Regions from separate parts of the Homo sapiens genome. Here regions 2 and 3 are each linked to region 1. A link is an interaction called in ENCODE POLR2A ChIA-PET data of the cell type or tissue named here. Cell type or tissue: MCF 10A. All regions are shown on one strand.

What was found. ChIA-PET counts read pairs that join two places held together with the same protein. Peaks named below come from ENCODE experiments on the same cell type or tissue, not always from the same donor. Only the 100,000 strongest peaks of a DNase experiment are listed, where the experiment ranks them.
Region 2: POLR2A ChIA-PET joins it to region 1 with 8 read pairs; 5 of 35 experiments call an interaction of 5 or more read pairs at or near these places.
Region 3: POLR2A ChIA-PET joins it to region 1 with 5 read pairs; 2 of 35 experiments call an interaction of 5 or more read pairs at or near these places.

What each region holds. Positions count from the first base shown.
Region 1 is chr6:25,191,597-25,196,596 of GRCh38, reverse strand. It overlaps the pseudogene RNY5P5. Among named protein-coding and RNA genes, the nearest start is that of CARMIL1, 85 kb to the left of the region's middle. In MCF 10A, no CTCF peak of the experiment used is centred here; DNase peaks (open chromatin) are centred at 2,846 and 3,246.
Region 2 is chr6:25,110,993-25,115,992 of GRCh38, reverse strand. It overlaps the pseudogene CMAHP. Among named protein-coding and RNA genes, the nearest start is that of CARMIL1, 170 kb to the left of the region's middle. In MCF 10A, no CTCF peak of the experiment used is centred here; no DNase peak of the experiment used is centred here.
Region 3 is chr6:25,370,265-25,375,264 of GRCh38, reverse strand. All of the region lies in intron 2 of CARMIL1 (capping protein regulator and myosin 1 linker 1), which reads right to left. The region is part of intron 1 of LOC124901281 (a long non-coding RNA gene); the gene reads left to right. Among named protein-coding and RNA genes, the nearest start is that of CARMIL1, 93 kb to the right of the region's middle. In MCF 10A, no CTCF peak of the experiment used is centred here; no DNase peak of the experiment used is centred here.

The DNA.
Region 1 (5,000 bases):
GCATAACAGGCCCAAGTGCTATTCTTTGACAGGCTTGATTATAAGGCTGGCATCTGCGAACTTAGGTTGTGGGAGGGTTCCTGTGATTAACTGGTAGAGTGTACCAGTTAGAGGTACAATAGCTTAGTACCTAAGCTATTTGAACAAACAATGTGGTTATACTGAACACGTGATTTTCTTCTGGAAATTTAAAGTTTGGGTATGTGCCAATCAGAGGATGCCTACATAACTAGCCCCCAATAAAATCCCTGAGTGCTGAGTCTCTCCTGGTTGGTAATATTTCACATGTGTGCTTTCAACTTGTTGTCAGGGGAATTACGCACATCCCACGTAACTCTGTTGGGAGAGGACTCTGGAAACTCATGCCTAGTTTCCCCCTTGCTTTGCCCCATGTGGCTTTTTTCCTTTGCTGATTCTGCCTTATATCATTTCACTGCAATAAGTCATGGATGTGAGTATGACTATGGGCCGAATCCCTCAAACAAATCATGGGACCCTGCATGGTCTTGGGAACTCCTTACACAGTGGCTCTAAAGAGAAATATGAGAGGATTATGGCCTTGGATTTTGGAATATTGCTTTTTTTGTACATTTGTTATATTTAGTAGGGTAGAGTCAGTATGCTATAGAGCAAACTTGTCTAATCTGTGGCCCACAGGCCGCAGGCGGCCCAGGACAGCTTTGAATATGGCTCAAGACAAATTCATAAACTTTCTTAAAACATTATGACATTATGAGCTTTTCTTGCAATTTTTTTTTTGTTTTAGCTCATCAGCTACTATTAGTATTTGTGTATTTTATGTGTGGCCCAAGGCAATTCTTATGTTGTGGCCCAGGAAAGCCAAGAAATTGGACACCTGTGCATAAAGGGTGAAGTTGTGGGCCATGGCATGAAAGAGACCAAGGTTTGAATCCTAGCTGTGACTTAAGCAAGTGACTTTGACACTCTAAGCTTCAGTTTCCTTACATGTAAAATGTAGACAGTGGTATTTATTCTGGAGATTAAATGGGATAAAGCTTACGTCTGTGTCTGTCATATAGTCATAGTTCAATATTGTGAATTGAGGAAGACTATTGAGGTGTATCTTCAAATATTCTGCCAATTGATAACATTGTATCTGTGGTAGAGTCAATTCCAAATTATTTTTGATATTGGAGAAAGATTGAAGAAAGAAGGAAAATCATTTATATAATACTTTAAATTTACATAATATTTCATCATAGAAGTATCTTTTTTCACATTATAAAGCTAATATACACTTATAATAAAAGCATTTAAATGATACAAAAATGTAAAAAGTAGAAAGTGTAATTCCTCCAGAATTTTACATCCTCCCTCCAAGATTTGGTGGTTATTCTTTGAGATTTCTTTCTGTGTATCTAGAAACATTGTTTTTAGGCAAAAATAGATCACATTATTCATACTATTTAATTTTTTATTCACCAATATATCGAGGCATTTGGCATTTTCACGTTGTTACGGATAGAGTGACCTCATTATTTTTAAATGTGGCATAGTTTCGTATAGTTTGGGCATAGGGTAGTCTGTTTAGCCAAGCTCCTTGGTGGACCTTTGAGTTAGTTCCAATCTGAAGTCACCATAAACAATATTACAGTAAATAAACTCTACATTTTAGAAAACAGTTGCTACTTTCTCTATTCTTTGAGAAGAAATAATAATAGCATTTTTAAAAAGGCCTGGATAGTTGTTCTTAATGAAGTTGCAAGATATGCTTATTTAACCTGAAGACATGGGCTGAGGGATGCTGAATCACTTCAATACTTGCAACTATGGCAGCTTCAGGACAGAGATGAGCTTAGACTACCAACCAAAGAAAACTAAAATGAAAAAACTGTGTTCAGTGTACACTGCTCAGGTGATGGGTGTGCCAAAATCTCAGAAATCACCACTAAAGAACATATTCACGTCACCAAACACCACCTGTTCCCCAAAGAGCTATTGAAATAAATAGGGTGGGCGTAGGTGGCTCAAGCCTGTAATCTTAGCACTTTGGGAAGCCGACGTGGTTGGATCACTTGAGGTCAGGAGTTTAAGACCAGCCTGACCAACATGTTGAAACCCTCTCTCTACTAAAAATACAAATATTAGCTGGGCGTGGTGGTGTACGCCTGTAATCCCAGCTACTCAGGTCGTTGGGACATGAGAATCACTTGAACTCAGAGGCTGTGCACTCCAGCGCAACTGCACTCCAGCCTGGGTGATAGAGGAAGATGCTATCTCAAAAAAAAAAAATGGAAAGAAAAAGCTGTGTTCAAACTTCAAACTGAGACTATAAAAGTTTGGGCAGTTACTGTAATCTCCTTAAAAATTTGGCCAGAATGTACAGACCACATTTGGATCCTGATTTGATCCAGAAATAGATGAGACAATTGGGAAAACTTGACCATAGACTTGATATTTGAGGATAGGAAATAATTTTTAATAAATGTATTAGGTTTGGTAGTGATATTATGGTTATCGTTCTTCAGAGTCTTTGTATTTTAGAGAAACATAATAAAATATTGCAGGATAAAATCATATGTCTGGGGTTGGCTTTAGAATCATCCAACTAAGGAGAACAAAATTGTGTGAGGTTGCATGCATGGATGTAAGGGTGTGTGGGCAGAGATGAATTGTTGAAGCTGGCTCAAGGAGTTTCATTATATAATACTCTCAACATTTGTATATTGTGAAAATTTTCATAATAAGTTGAAAAGCAAGGAAAAAAACAACTTAGTTTCAACGGCTAATTGTTTCTACTGGGGTGGAGAGAAGTAATGAAAATGCCAGAGGGAAAAGGGTGTTTTTTTTTCAGGGCTGACTAATCTTAGTAATGGATTTTCACTCCTGGCCTTAGTCCAGGGGTGCAGAGCTTTGGATTCTTAAGGTCGCTGACTCATCAGAAGAAAATAAAACGAGGACATAAGTTTTTAATCTTAAAAATTTAAAAAAAATTGTTTTTAAGACACCGAGAGCACTAACTTTGAAAATTTAAGAAATTAAGAGAGAAATCACAGGATTTGAATCACTAAGTAATTGTGATAATAAGTTGATGTCTTTGAGTAAAAAAACGTTTTTTTTTCTTTCTTTTTTTTTTTTTTTTTGGCTGCTTGGCATTCACTATCTCTTTCTAATAGCACTGCCAGTTTCCAAACACATCCGCTCTATCATGTACAGCCTTCATGGGAGAGGAAATCCAGTGGTCTGCCTCTTACTTCATAAGCTCCTTCTTCTCATGACCTGGCCAAGGGAGGTCACTGAGATTTTCACAAAAGGTTTACCCTAGCAGTGACCTCCTTGACCAGACTGTTCCTGCTGGGAAACCAATCCTTTGGCTCCCACTTTCTAGTCCTTAGAGCTACCCTGGATCCTGCCAATCTCCAAGGCCCGTTCTCTTAGCTTGCCTACATGATTCTCATTGATACCAAGTTTCTTACGCTAACCTGTCTTTTGCTGGAAGTAGCCAGAGTTGGATTTTTGCCATTAGTGAGCAAAAAGTTTATTCCTCTGTTGTGAGTTAAGGTCAATTAAACGCTACTAGAGAAAGAGGCTGTCAGCCAGAAAGAGGAATAGAATGATTAAGGGAGCAGCTGGAGAAAGAGCAAAGAAGGGGTTTGTGGGAGCAAAATTCAGCAGAAAGCTATAATAGATGAGGCACTGGAGAAAGACAGTAAGACCATTTGTTTTTGCCTATCCTTTCTCTGCTTCTTAACAAGAACCAGATTCCCCTCCACCACCTTACCCCAATTCCTGCCAAAGATCTCTGTTGCTCTTCTTCAGATCCTACCCCTCCCACTCAAAGCTGCAAACTGTCCAGGGCCAATCAGTAGCTTCACAGGCGCATTCTATCCCTGTACTTCCCCACCCAGCCAACCAGGAGCCTCATCTCGGCTAACTTGCCATGTACCCCAACCCTGCCAACTCCCTGCCCAACAGGGAGGGGCTGAATTTCCATCACTCTTGGCACATTTATCCACACTATCTGCTGTTATCTTAGACCTGCTTTGCCCCTTTTTGTCTCTGATAATCATCATAGGTTGAAATTCTCTGAGGATGACCTGAATAGAAAATTAAAACTTGTATCTTTTCACAGAAACTCTTTTGTTTTAGAACTAGTCAAGGGTGGTTTTTGGAGGAGACAATGTCAGTCAACTTAACAATAACCCACAACCTTTGAACCAACTCAGAAATGCCCTTTCAAAAATATAGCATAGGTCTTTAATGTAATTTCTTTTTAAGTAAACATGAATTTAAACAGCCAAGCAAATGTAGACCCTATTAAAATAATGTCCTCAGAGGCTACCAGGTTATTCTAACTATGCTGCCGTTTCTTCTCATATTTTTGAAACTCATTTCTGGTCATTTCTTTTAGCATCTAAAGCCTGATTTTTCTCATTCAATGAATATGTTCTGAGTGTCTAGCATGTTACAAACTTTGGGCCAGGGACTGGTGAAGAAGAGGTTATGGTTTTTAAACTCCGAGTCTCAGAAAGGGCACAGATACAAAAGCACTTATAAAAAGCAAGAGATCCAGATAATGAATTTCTAAATAATCAAGTGCTGTTAGGACTGTCTACAGTTTGAAGGAAATTCTTTACAGCATCCAAAAGTAAGCAAATTGACTTTTTTTTTTTTTTTTTTTTTTGGAGACAGAGTCTTACTCTGTTGCCCAGGCTGGAGTGCAGTGGCATGATCTCAGCTCACTGGGACTACAGGTGTGTGCCACCACATCTGGCTAATTTTTTTGTGTGTTTTTAGTAGAAACAGGGCTTCACCATGTTGGCCAGGCTGCTCCTGAACTCCTGACATCAAGTGATCCACTTGCCTGGCCTCCCAAAGTGCCAGGATTACAGATATGAGCCGCCGCACCCGGCCTCAAATTGACATCTATCCTCTAGCACCTAGATTGTGGTTTCCAGACACATTTTCCAGCAAGAAGAACCAAAACTTTTAGGAGAAATAGCTGATTCAAGGTGTTGGACACAAAATATACACGAAGA
Region 2 (5,000 bases), 81 kb after region 1:
GCAATGTTTAAAAGGTATTAAAAATTAAGTGAACACCCATGTACCCAGCACCCAGCTTAAGACATAAAATATTAACAACAGAATATATATCTTTCCTTGATTATATCACATATCCTCCCACCCATGCTCTGGAGGTAATCACTTTTTTGAATGGGGCTTCAGGATAGCTATTCTCTATTCCCTCAGCTTTATTGAGGTATAATTAATTAGCAGAATTGTATACAAATGCTCCTCAACTTACACATGGTGTGAAGTCCTGATAAACTCATCATAAGTTGAAAGTACTGTAAGTCAAAATGTAGTTAATACACCTAGCCTACCAAGCATCGTAGCTTAGCCTAACATGCTGTATGCATACTCAGAACATGTACATTAGCCTGCAGTTGGGCACAATCACCTGGCAACATGGTCCACTGTAGAGTATCTGGTGTTTACCCTTGTGATTGCACATGGCTGACTGGGAGCTGCACCCGCTACCGCTGCCCAGCATCTTACTGTGTATCACTAGCCCAGAAAAGATAAAAATTCAGAGTATGGTTTCTACTGAATGTGTGTCATTTTTGCAGATCAGATGCCCCTCCCTGTGCATTCCCATAGCGCCTCGAAGTCATCTCTATCAATCATTCATTTAGTCGTAAGGAAGTCTTGTTTGTATATGTGTATCCCTGACATGACTGAGACCTCATAAGTTCTCTAAGTGCCATATGAATAAAGAAATGAATTGGTGTTCATCTTAAGTCATAGTCTCTGCAGATATTGCTTGATCTAAGGGAGTGGCACCCTTTGTTTTGATTTTCCTTTGATCTTTGGAAGACCATGCATTCCTATTTCAGTGATGCTTTTAAAAAGCCATTTTTGTCATTAATCCAGATTTGTTCTCATTTGATTCTAGTTGTTGAAATGGATGAAAACAACGGACTTTTGCTTTTAGAACTGAATCCTCCTAACCCTTGGGACTTACAGCCCAGATCTCCTGAAGAGTTGGCTTTTGGAGAAGTACAGGTAAGGAAATATTAAAAGGATAATATTATTAAAAACAAAAACGTGACCAAGATGTCCATTTAACATCTATATCTGTAAACATCCTATATTACCTTGAATACTGTTTGAGATGGGTATTTAGGACATATGGTAAAAAGTCATATGATAAAACAAATTCTTTAAGGAACCCCCAGAACTTGGCAGGGATTACAAGGAAAAAAACAATACAAAACTTTGGGAAAAATCCCTAAGGAAACTCATGCAAAACTATTTGATGCCAGATCACTACTGGATAGAATGGCTGGTTGTATTTTCTGGCTTTAGAAGAGAATTTCCTTCAGAGGAAACACTTTAATAGTTTGGGAGAGGTACACAATCAAAAATTTATTTTTCTGTGTATTTAGGAAGTTTATGTATATTTGGGCAGCTAATTTTAAGGAAACAAATGAGAACCTGCCCGGAATAGACATAATAAAAACTAATCTATGCCTTGACCTTTCCTCACCCACTTTGTTGCCTTTTCACATGACGTTCCCGCTATCTCATCTCTGCTTCTCAATACATTCCTTTTCCATGGAGGTGCCAGGCTGTGGCAAGAGAATGAGGAATTGGATTTGGAATCCCCATGGTGCCAGTCTCTAAGTCACTGTTTGTGTCCATTCTTAGAGGACCTTGGCATCCAGAAGGAGTAATTATTTAACAGGTAATTTAGAAGAGAAAGTCTTGCAAGCCTGTTCAGCCAGTTGTCAGTTGAGTCTGCGTGGCTATGCCAACCCACCAAACTCACGAGAATCATCCATTCATATTGCTCTTCACAGCCACTCTGGCATTTAAATCCCCAGATGTTTGTGATAACATCTCTAACTGCCTTTCCTTGTAAAGTATGCTTTAAAGGACTGATCACAAAATATATTCTTCAGTGTGGACTGTAAATAACTGTTTAGGAACTAATTTAAATAAACTAAAACTAGGTAAACAAATTGATTTGTCATCTAAAACTAACCATGAGAATTTATATTTGAATAAAGTCATGACCTGTGCTGGGAACCGTGTTCTATGAAAGGCTCTTTTTGGAATGTATTTGAGTCCAAGATTTTGCCTGATCATGCTTAGAAGCAAAGTACTCCAGCCTGTGTACTATGTCAGCCACCCAAACCAAACATTTCAGTTCATTGTTGCTGACCAGTAATGAACGATTCAGTAATAGGGATCTCACTCTCTTTTAACAGATAACATATCTCACTCATGCCTGCATGGACCTCAAGTTAGGAGACAAGAGAATGGTGTTTGACCCTTGGTTAATCGGTCCTGCTTTTGCCCGTGGATGGTGGTTGCTCCATGAGCCTCCATCTGATTGGCTGGAGAGGCTGTGCCAGGCAGACCTCATTTACATCAGTCATCTGCACTCAGACCACCTGAGGTAATGAAGTCCTGAGCACACAACTCCTAAGCTCATGCTGCAGGAAAGGCATCAAATGTTCTCCGATTCTTTTGCAATCACTGCTCACTTTGAAGTAGGTTCAGTTGGGATGATGAAAAAAGGACTAATTAAGATAAATATTTACATTTGCATAGAAAGTTTATACTTTTAAAACTGTTTCTAGAAAGACAAATATGGTATGTTCTAACTTATAAGTGGGAGCTAAATAATGTGCACAAATAGGCGTAGAGAGTAGAATGACAGACACTGGAGGTTTAGAAAGGTGAGGGGGTAGCAAGTAGGTGAATGATGATAAATTGTTTAATGGATAAAAGGTACATGATTAGGATTAATAATGCTCTGATTTCACCACTGTGCAATCTTTGGTTGTAACAAAATTACACTTGTACCCCATAAAATTATACAAATAGAAAAGCATTTCTACACTTTACACCATTGGGAGTGAGGAAGGAGCTATTGTAAGGAAGATAGGGGAGGATGAATAACCGTCTCACTTCCCACCCTAAGGCAGAACACATTTTCTATAAAGGGCCAGAGTGTAAATATTTTAGGCTTTGCAAGCCATACAGTGAGAGTTGCAACCACTCAACCGTGCTGTTGTAACCCAAAGGCAGCCATAGATGGTCCTGAATAAGACTGACTGTGTTCCAATCAAATTTTATTTATGGATAATGACATGTGAATATCATATAATTTTCATGTATTACAAAATATCATTGTCCTTTTGATTTTCTTTACAACCATTTAAAAAGGTAAAAACCATCTCCTCAGCTGTGGGCAAGCTTCAAAAGAAGAAAGAAGCCACTCTTAGCTTGCAAGGTTGTACATAAACAAGTAGCAGCAGGTTGGATTCGGCCCACACATGGTTTGCCAAGCCCTGATTTATAGTATCCTAACACTAAACACCCAACGTAGTAATCCTGACTGAACCTCACCCAATGTTTCATTGGAACCAGAGTAATATGATACTAATGATAGCAACTGAAATTTTCCCTGACCCAGACAATTAAAAAGGAGGGAGAAAGGAGGACTTTAAGTTAAGAAACCACACGTATTTGCAAAGGTACTGAGCTATTAGAAGAGGGAAGCTCATATTCTCAATTCCTTTGCTTAACTATAGGGTCATATTTCTTCATCATTATTTTGAAATTTGTATCACTTCTGCTAGATTGCCAGTATAAACACACAGCAATGCCCATAATGTGCTACTCAAGCAATTCGACTTTGTTTTTCTGTGACCCTACATGACAAAATGGTTAGGGATAACATGTTGGTTGCTGGTTGACTGGCCCCTTGATATTTTATTCTAAAGCATATGGGAACTCTAAAGTGTGGATATGCTCTGATTTATTTTTCAGGGAAGTGTTTGTTTTTGTTTTTGTTTTTGTTTTGTTTTTTTGAATTAACTGATTTAGTAACAAATTGCCTGCAACATATTTCTTAACTGATCACAACCCCCTAGGATACTGTGGTACTACAACTAAAATTCTACTTTATATGATACCTTTGTCCCACACTACCTCCTGGAACTATACTTGCATAATTTCAGGATTACAAGAGCCCTGAGTTCATTTGTTGTACAATAACAGTAAAGTGTGGTAATAATTTTATATAGCTTGTGTAGGGACAACAGCACATAAATGATATGATCGCTTTATAGTGTCTAAGATACAATTACCTAAAGTCTTAATGAGAGACATTCTATGGGAACACACTAAATTTAAGAAGGGTAAGAACTTTCAGGGAGGGTAAGAACTCATTTAGTTGAGTTATTCTGTAACTACTGTCCTGAAAACCAATTTAGTTTCATTTCAGGGGCTTGTGTGGACAGTTGTCATGCATTAAAACAACAGTTTTCAACTATAGTATCACAACACATTGGTTGTGCAGTGTGTTGCAGATAGTTTATTATTGAAAAGGGGCCAAAGCCTGTGATTTTTACTCCGTTGGGTCTATTTCCTTGATAGACCCTTACTTTTCGACTCTTGCCTAATCAACTAATAAACATCAAGATTGCTTGTCCCCGACCCTTCTGTCTGACCTTTATTTACTGAATAAAGCCTCCCTGGTTTACAAAAAACAAGGGAAAAGGCCAGTGTACTTTGGTGGATTGCCAGTAAGAATTATTAGCAATTGAAAAATCCAAAGCAATGAACATCCATTTTAAAATAACTTACCGTAACTCCCAAAGTCCTTTAAAATGCAGGATTTCGTTGCTGAACCCAGAGATTGAAGGTACATTCAAAGAATCATTGATTTTTTGAATCTTTTGTTTTTTGGGGAGAAAGGTTGTTGCTCCCCTCACTTCCTTCCAGATTCTACTTATTTGGATAGCTTTTAACGCAATGCTGGAACTTGAATATTAGTACAGCCAAGTGTTGATATGCAGATTTTTAAAATACTTTTCCTATGATTATATATCTTATTTTACCTGATCTTATACTCTGTGTACAAGTCTGATTCTTAAACCAGATAATATGTTCATTAAAGTTAGAAACTTTCTTCTTATAGAAGAAGCACTAGGTTTAGAATCAGAAAACCCAAATTTGAATACCAGTTTACTGTGTGTTGTATATTT
Region 3 (5,000 bases), 180 kb before region 1:
TTATCCAGCAAGACTAAGTGTTACAAATGAAGGAGTCTTTTTCAGAGAAGCAAATGCTGAGGGAATGTGTCACTACCAGACCAACCCTACAAGAAATACTAAAAGGAGTTATTAATCTTGAATCAAAAGGTTGATATGCACCAGAATAGAACCTCTAGAAAGCATAAAACTTATAGGACTTATCAACAATAATACAATGAAGAAAACTAAGTACCTATGTAACAATCAACATAACTGAACAGTACCTTGCATCTTGAGATTAAATACTCCATTTAAAAGATATACTTTGGCAGAATGGATAAAAAGTTACAAATCGAATATCTGCTGTCTTCAAGAGAATCACCTAACATGAAAGGATTCTTATAGACTCCAGGTAAAGTGGTGGAAAAAGATATTCCATGTAAATGAGAACCAAAAGTGAGCAGGAAAAGCTATGCCTACATCAGATAAAACAGACTTTAAAACAACAACAGTAAAAAAAGACAAAAAATGCCATTATATAATAATAAAAGGATCAATCGAACAAGATGATATTACAATCCTAGATATACATGCACCTAAGTCTTGAACTCCAGATTCATAAAACAATTACTACACGACCTAAGAAAAGAAATAGCAACACAATAATAGTGCAGACTTCAATACTCCTCTAACAGCACCACACAGATCATCAAGGAAGAAAGTCAACTAAGAAACATCAACCTTAAACTATACTCTAGAACAAATGGACCTAATATAGTCACAGAATATCCCACCCAAGAACTGCAAAATATACGTTCTTCTCATCAGAACATGGACCATTCTCCAAGACACATCATATGATAGGCCACAAAACAAGCCTTGATAAATTTTAAAAAATCAAAATCATACCAAGTATCTTCTCAGACCACAGTGGAATAAAACTAGAAATCATCTCCAAAAGGAATTCCCAAAACTATACAAATACATAGAAATTAACCTACTCCTGTATGACTTTTAGGTGAACAATGAAATCAAGATGGATATTAAGAAATATTTCAAAATGAATAATAGTGATACACATCATCAAAACCTCTGGGATACAGCAAGAGCAGTGCTATGAGTTAAGTTTATAGCACTAAATGCCTACATCAAAAAGTATGAAAGATCACAAACTTACAATCTAACATCATACCTCAAGGAGCTAGAGAAACAAGAACAAACCAAACCCAAAGCTAGCAGAATGAAAGAAATAACAAAGACCTTTTCATTAGAGCAGAACTAAATGAAACTGAAACAAACAAACAAAAAATACATCAAGGAAACGAAAGCTTGGTTTTTTGAAAAGATAAACAAAATCGATAGATGATTAGCTAGATTAACCAGGAAAAGATTCAAGTAAGCTCAATTAGAAATGAAAATGGAGGCCGGGCACAGTGGCTCAGGCCTGTAATCCCAGCATTTGGGAGGCTGAGGCAGACGGATCACGAGGTCAGGAGATCGAGACCATTCTGGCCAACATGGTGAAACCCCACGTCTACTAAAAATACAAAAAAATTAGCCAGGCATAGTGGCGCATGCCTGTAATCCCAGCTACTCGGAAGGCTGAGGCAGGAGAATCGCTTGAACCAGGGAGGTGGAGGTTGCAGTGAGCCATGATCGCACCACTGCACTTCAGCCTGGTGATAAAGCGAGACTCTGTCAAAAAAAAAAAAAAGAGAGAGAGAGAGATGAAAATTGAGACATTATAACCAAAAGAAATACAAAAGATCATTCAAGACTGCTATGAACACCTCCATGCAAACAAACTAGAAAATCTACAGGAAATGGACAAATTCCTGGAAACATACAATCTTCCTAGCTTGAATCAGGAAGAAATAGAAATCCTGAACAGACCAAAAAAAAAAAAAAAAAGCCGAAGGCCAGATAGATTCACAGCTGAATTGTACCAGACATTCAAAGAAAAATTGGTACCAATCTGCTGAAACTATTCCAAAAGGTTGAGAAAGAGGGCATCCTCTATAACTTATTCTATGACACCAATATCACCCTGATACCAAAACCAGGAAAGGATATAACAGAAAAAAAAAAGACAAAGAAAACTACAGAACAATACCCTTGAATCAACAAAGATGTAAAAATCCTCAACAAAATACTAGCAAACTGAATCCAACAGCACATCAAAAAGATAATTCACCATGATCAAGTGGGTTTCATCCAGGATGTAGGGATGATTTAACAAATGCAAGTCAATAAATGTGAAACATCATATAAACAGAATTTTTTAAAAACACAAAAATCTATTGATCATCTTAATAGATGCAGAAAAAGCATTCGATAAAATCCAGCATCCCTTTATGATAAAAATTCTCAACAAACTAGGGATAGAAGGAATATAGTTCAAAATAATAAAAGCCATGTATGACAGACTCACAGCCAACATCATACTGAAGGGGAAAAGTTGAAACCATTGCCCTTCAGAACTGGAACAAGACAAGGATGCCCACTTTCACTACTTCTATTCAACATAGCACCAGGAGCCCTAGTCAGAGCAATCAGGCAAGAGAGAAAAATAAAGGGTATCCAAATTGGAAAAGAGTAAATTACACTATCTCTGTTTGCCAGTGGTATGATTATATACCTAGAAAACCCTAAAGACTCCTCCAAAAGACTCCTAGATTTGATAAATGAACTCAGTGAAGTCTCAGGTTACAAAATCAATGTACACAAATCAGTAGTACTGCCATACACCAACAACAATCAAATTCAGAATCAAATCAAGAACTCAATCCCTTTTATAATAACAGCAAAAATAAAATAAATTACCTAGAAATATACTTAACAAGGAGGTGAAAAATCTCTTCAAGAACGACAAAACACTGCTGAAGGAAATCAAAGATAATACAAACAAATGGAAAAAATATCCCATCCTCATGAATTGGAAGAATCAATTTCATGAAAATGGCCATACTACCCAAAGCAATCTAGAGATTCAATGCAACTTCTATCAAAATACTAACATCATTTTTCACAGAATTAGAAAAAAAAATTCATATGGAACCAAAAAGAACCTGAATAGCCAAAACAATCCTAAGCAAAAAGAACAAACATGAAGGCATCACATTACCTAACTTCAAATTATACTACAAGGTTATAGTTACCAAAACAGCACGGTATAGGTATAAAAGTAGATACATAGACCAATGTAACAGAACAGAGAACACAGTAATAAAACCAAATACTTACAACCACAATTGATCTTTGACAAAGTATACAAAAACATAAATTGGAGAAAGGACACCATATTCAACAAATGGTGCTGAAAAAACTGGATAGCCACATGTATAAGAATGAAACTGGATCCCTATCTCTCACCATATACAAAAATCAACTCAAGATGGATCAAAGACTTACATCTAAGAGCTGAAACCAATTACAGTAGACAACCTAGGAAAAACTTCTGGACATTGGTCTAGGTAAAGAATTTATGACTAAGACCCCAAAAGCAAATGCAAGAAAAACAAAAATAAATAAATAGAACCTAATTAAACTAAAAAGCTTCTGCACAGCAAATCACCATCAGAGTAAACAGATGACCCACAGAGTAGGAGAAAATATTTGCAAACTATGCATCCTACAAAGAACTAATACCCACAATCTACAAGTAACTCAAATAAATTAGCAAGAAAACAAACCAAATAATCCCATCAAAAAGTGGGCAAATGACATGAATAGACATTTCTCAAAAGAAGATATACAAATGGCCAACAAATATACAAAACAATGTTCAACATCACTGATCATCAGGGAAATGCAAATTAAAACCACAACAAGATACCACCTTACCCCAGCCAGAATGGCCATTACTAAAAAGGTAAAATACAATAGATGTTGGCATGGATGTGGTAAAAAGAGAACACTTACTTATACACTGCTGGTGGGAATGTAAATTAGTACAACCTCTATGGAAAACAGCATGAAGATTCCTTAAAGAACTGAAAGTAAAGATACCATTCCATCCAGCAATCTCACTACTGGGCAACTACTAAAAGGAAAAGAGGTAATTCTATCAAAAAGACACGTGCACACATCACAGCACCATTCACAATTGCAAAGATACAGAACCAACCTAAGTGCCCATCAACTGATGAATGGATAAAGAAAATGTGGTCTATATACACTATGGAATACTACTCAGACATAAAACAGAATGAAATATCTTTCACAGCAATTTGGATGGAGCTGGAGGCCATTATTCTACGTGAAGTAACTCAGGAATGGAAAACCAAATACCGTATGTTCTCACTTATAAGTGGGAGCTAAACTATGGGTACACAAAAGCATACAGAGTCATTTAGCGAACTTTGGTGACTCAGAAGAGGGGAGGGGAGGAGAGAGATGAGGGATAAAAAAAAGCTACATATTGGGTACAATATACACAGATGATGGGTGCACTAAAATCGCAGACTTCACCACTATACAATTTGTCCGTGTAACCAAAAACCATTTGTACCTCAAAAGCTATTGAAATTTTACATATATATATATCAACTAAAAAAAAAATATGTTTAGTGAATGAAACTCCTGGTTCAACCTACAGTTGGTCCTTTAGACTTTCCACTTCCTAAGTGAGAATAGCTCTCAGGGTGGAAGAGCTACGAGGCAGACAAACCCCATAGTGCTACTCTATCATCCCACACAAATGCAGGGGCTGTATGACTCCGTCGGGGCAGTACAAAAGACAAAATATTCCTGTCCTTTGCTCTTAAGAGCAAGCACATCATGGCAGACAGTTTACAATTATTTTCCACGTCTTCTTTACTAGCCAGGCCATTCATGTCTTTATATTTGACAACTGGCTACACACCCTCAAAAATAAACACAGTGATGGAAAGGTTGCTCTGTTCCCTGCTAATACATGTGTAATAAAGCTACTCTTGCAGATGCTTGGCGCTGTGGTCAAAAGGAGCACCTTCCCCCGCCTACCCCCATAAAGATGAAGGTCTTGAATAAAATAGAAGCCACACAGAGTCCAGTTCTGA